Regions from separate parts of the Mus musculus genome. Here region 1 is linked to region 2. Evidence: chromatin loops called from intact Hi-C (ENCODE). Cell type or tissue: heart. All regions are shown on one strand.

Region 1 (2,500 bases), 1.5 Mb after region 2:
TAGTTTCTGAAATACAAACTTGTAAATATTTGTATACACACACACACACACACACACACATACATAAATATGTAATACATCGAAACATACATACTTATATACATGCATATCCATGGAAGTTACTCCAAAAATCACGTATGCGTTGGACTTTGACTGTAATTCTACCCCACTCATTTTAACATGCCTTTGGTTGAGGTGTTAAAATAACTGAGTAAAGAAGCACAGCACTTTCTTATTGGCCATGAACGAAAACAAAATCCACCACACCATATCATTATTAAAAACTATTTGTGAATGAGACAACAACTGCCACGAGTGTGTGTGAACCAGTGAATTATGCAGTGCCTACCTAGCCTGACTCCAGTTGTTTCAATGGCCTCTTACAAAAAAGAAGTTACATTCCAGCTGACGTTCAATTGGGAGTAAACTACTTCACTTTTAAATTATAGAGGAAAATACATCATTCTTGAGGGTTTATACATAATACAGGTATGCATGCATGCATATACATGAGTGAAAGATACACAGACCATGCATGTGTGTATGCATGTATGCTTGTGACAGAAAAATAAGACTGTGCAGTTACTCATGTGTAGGCATGTAGCCCCACTTCTTGTTTACAGGAAAATGGTTCCAGAATGATCTTAACATAACACAACCCATGCTTGTTCACATCTCTGCTATATAATGGCAAGGGATTTTCATCCCTTGTACTATAAATTGTCTCTGGGTTTATCCATGTGATCTATAATTGAATCAGAGCACTGTGTCAATATTTGTTGCAAAACATTATTTATAAATTAATAGGGAAAAAAGATGTATGTACACAGACCTTCTAATAAAAATGCAGCAGTTTGTTTACAAATATGTTCTGCTCACAATAAACTGATCCCCCATATGTAGAACAGTGGTTGTGGGGTGCCAACTATTTTCACATACACACATTTTATACACACCTTGTCCCTTCTCCAGACACAAGAGGCATGTGTCTCATGGGGGATACTTGAATAGCTCCATCTTGCCTTTGAAAATTATCACGTCTTTTGCTGAAGAAAACTGTCAACCTTGTAGTGATAGTCAGTAGCATGGCATCAGTGGAACAAGTGCTGGTGTGAAAATCACAAGAGCTATTTGGGGCAGAGAGCAAAGCTGGGTAAGGACACACAAGAGAAGATCTTGCGCTCCCCCTAGAGGCTGGTGTGTGCAGATGCTTCCCTAAGGTTTTGGGTTTTGTTGTTGTTGTTTGTTTTAGTTTGGTTTTGTTGTTGTTGTTTTTCCCTTCTTGGTCCTGAGGCTCAGAAACAGCAGTATCCTTCAACAGAATAACCTGCTATCAGAACATGGAAAGTAACAGAAAAGAATCTTTCTTGTTTTATTTTAATCGTCCCTTAATTGGCCATCTGGAAAAACAACAAAAGAAGTAGAAATCTAGAAATCCCAGTAACAGCTCCCCACAGAACTTCATAACACCATTACATTACATGAATTAGAAGCAGTTATATATTTTGTGAGCCTCAGTAAGCAGCTAATGAACTGACATTTTCTCTTTTGTAATAGCACATCGTGCTATGTCCACATGACAGTATAAGTCTAGGGGACAGCTGATGATGTCAGAGGTAGCAATGACTTTCCCATCACTTCATAAAACTGGTTTTGAATCATCATTTATTCAGTCGTTTGTTTACACAGAGTAAGGAAAATTTTGTCAAACTTATTTTAAAATTCTATTAAAAAGTAGAGGGCCATATCATTCTTCAGATATGTAAGAAGTCTACCTTCCTTTTCTTCCCTCTACTTTTAAGTTTTTTAATGTGAAAACTTATTTCTGGTTGAACCTTTCCCCAATCATCTTCTACCCAGTGTGTCTCAATAACTAAGGATGTCCTTTAGCACCTATACATGTGGATTATCTACCCTTGCATAACTGACTTGACTCTTTATAAACTGCTTGAAACTGTAGAGAGTTTTAGAATGCCAAAATTCCAGCATTGTTTGCACAATGCAAGGAGGATCCTAAAATAAAACATGTTGGTTGAAGCAGCTTAGACTCTTCAAAGCAAATTCCATCATTATGTGAGACTATCAGAAGAATAAAGCATGAAATTGCTAGTTCTGAATTCATTGCAGCCTTCCACAGAGCACTATGTTATCTGGGGAAACAGGGTGGGCAGGAGGAACAGAAAGGAACAATAGTAAGTTTTCATGTGTTCAGTTTTGTGTATCTCCAGCATCTATTCATTCACTCTGTCTAGAGCCCACCTACTGCCATCTGACAGGCATTTGTGTAAATAGCACATTAACAAACTCTCTAGTTATTTATTGCTAGCGTTTTTTTAAACGCCCCCAAAACCACATCTTTTAGCAACATCTTATAATTTTTTTTCTCTTGGGGTTCTGTGGGTTTACTGGCTCAGTTAGCAACTCTCACTTGTTTGTGTAAGGAGACTTCAGACCAAAGACAGGGTAAAGGAAAGAGATGTCCGGCTTACAGAGCAAGACT
Region 2 (2,500 bases):
ATGTTTGGTCCCAAGTTGATGGCAGTATTTAGGAAGGACTTGGATGTATGGCCTTGTTGAAGGAAGTGAGTCTCTGGGTTCAGGCTTTGCGGTTTCAGAAGCCCACACCAAGCTCACTCAGTCTCTCTCTCTCTCTCTCTCTCTCTCTCTCTCTCTCTCTCTCTCTCTCTCTCTCTCTCTCTCTCTCTCCTCCTCCTCCTCCTCCTCCTCCTCTCTCTCTCTGTCTCTCCTCCCTTCCTCTTTCCCTTCTTTCCTCCCTGCTTCTGTCTCAGAATTGTGAATGAGCTCTCAGCTACTACCACAGTGCCACATCTGTCTGCCTGTCCCCACGCTCCCTGCTATGATGGTCATGGTCTTACCCTCTGTACTGTAAAGCCCTAATAAACTCTTTCTTCTGTAACTTGCCTTAGTCATGTTGTCTCTCTCTTTATAACAAAAGAGAAGGCCCCAGCACCTGACAATCATGGAGTAACTTCTCTGACGGCATCCCTTTCTGTATTACTCTCAGGCTGTTTGGATTGTGAGGGATCTGCTAGTCCTAGGAACCTCTTCCTCCCCGGGGCAGGGCAAATGTATTAATATTTCACTGTGTGATTTGTTCTCTTTGGACTTTTGAACTTGCTGGTCCTTATCTGGGGTTCAGCAGGCCTTTGGGAGCTTTCTAAAGTCGTTCTACCCACAGTGTAATGGGAAAGCTAGGCTGTGGGAGGGAGATGTGATTCTCTGTCACGTTCTTCCGTTCTTTTTTTATCCACTTAAACAGTGAAAGAACCCACTGAAATGCCCTCATCCTCGGCTTCTCTGACACTTAAATGTTCTGTGAAGGACATGCCTGGGTCACCAAGAATTCCCAAGCTTCTGATGATACCACAGTTCTTACCATCATTCTTGGACTCACGTAATTTTAAGACAGTTCTTGTAGTTACAAGTAGCCAGTGCCCCTCCCCCTCCCCCCTTCCAGTACTTTCTCTGTGGATGAGAGACCAGCTGCTTTACGTTATATAGCCACAGGGTGGCAGCAGTGCTTCATGACTTTAACTTGCCTCTGCCGCAACTAGGAATTTTTTTTTTTTTTTTTTTTTGGTGGTGGTGGTGGGTTTTCTTTGTTTGGTTGGTTAGTTTTTGTTGTTGTTATTGTTTGTTTGGTTGGTTTGGTTTGGCTTCTTCACTTAACAAAACCTACATATATTTATAGTGTACAACATAATGACTTGAAATATGTATACATTGTGGAATGGCTAAATATAGAAATAATTAGCATATTCATTATTGCTCTTCCTTAGTGATTTTCTTATATGCATACCTGATTAACTATAGTTTGCATGCTGGACAGTAGATCTCTTGAACTCATTCTTTCTATCTCATGGAAATAGATCTTTTAACCACTTCGCAAACCAGTCTGCGCGCACGCACACACACACACTCACACATATCCCAAGGATCAACTCAAGAGAAAGGGTAGAAAGCAGTAAGAGCCAGAAGTCAAGAGAAGCCTATATGTTCCAGCGTTGAGGAAGAAGCCCTAGCTAAGTGCTACTGACAGTCATAGCTTCTAGGAGAGGGAGAATCAGCCTTCTTTAGGGCTAAGGGCTCTGGCGGATGATCGATCCCACACTCATGAGTGTAGGCACAGCACAAACTGGACTCAGTGGACTACTAAAACAAACCAAAACAGAAGTAGACATCACATGTGGGATGGGGCTTAGAAGAGTCACAGGGGACTGGAGAATAAATATGATCAAAATGTATTGTATACATGTATGAAATCACAAAGAATAAAGTACTTTTAAAGGCCTAAATAAAAAGTTTCCTTTTGTGTTTTTTTTTTCATGGAAATTTAATTAGCATACAATTTTCTGGGGCGAAAAAAAGCCCTGCTTTGGCTTATATAGGTGTCAATAATTTGCAAGACTGCAAAGCAACGAACAACTCATAAATAGCAGTGATTGTTTACTGAGCACCTATCAAGTTCAACTACTCCTTAAATCTGCTTTATTTGTAACTGCAAAGAAAGATAATGAGTAGAAGGACTATAAAGGAAACAGAGGCCCATGAGGAAGAAGTCATATTATTTTATGTTTGGTTCTGTCTGAATCCCTTTTCTATTTCTATAACAAAAATGCATAAGGCTGCATAATTTATCGAAATTTATGGAGGTTTTTGTTGTTGTCTGATTGGTTGGTTGGTTGGTTGGTTGGTTGGTTGGTTGGTTGGTTGGATGGTTGGTTGGTTGGTTGGTTGGTTGGTTGGTTGGTTGGATGGTTGGTTGGTTGGTTGGTTGGTTGGTTGGTTGGTTGGTTGGTTGGATGGTTGATTGGATGGTTAGTTGGTTGGTTGGTTGGATGGTTGGTTGGTTGGTTGGTTGGATGGTTGGATGGTTGGATGGTTGGTAGTTTTGGTGCTTGATTTTGAAAGCAGAGATGGAAGTTAAAAGAGTGCCGTGATCCTGGCTTCTAACAAGGGCATCATGCTACATGAATTACAACATGGCTGTTGTAAA

What was found. Peaks named below come from ENCODE experiments on the same cell type or tissue, not always from the same donor. Only the 100,000 strongest peaks of a DNase experiment are listed, where the experiment ranks them.
Region 1: a loop joins it to region 2, with 24 times the contacts of the local background. A loop is called at or near these places in 10 of 42 quality-filtered maps.

Annotation. Positions count from the first base shown.
Region 1 is chr14:39,531,549-39,534,048 of GRCm38, reverse strand. No RefSeq gene overlaps it. Among named protein-coding and RNA genes, the nearest start is that of Nrg3, 60 kb to the right of the region's middle. In heart, a CTCF peak has its summit at 1,190 (motif pointing left); no DNase peak of the experiment used is centred here.
Region 2 is chr14:41,032,052-41,034,551 of GRCm38, reverse strand. No RefSeq gene overlaps it. Among named protein-coding and RNA genes, the nearest start is that of Prxl2a, 19 kb to the right of the region's middle. In heart, a CTCF peak has its summit at 1,002 (motif pointing right); a DNase peak (open chromatin) is centred at 971; H3K27ac peaks cover 299 bases.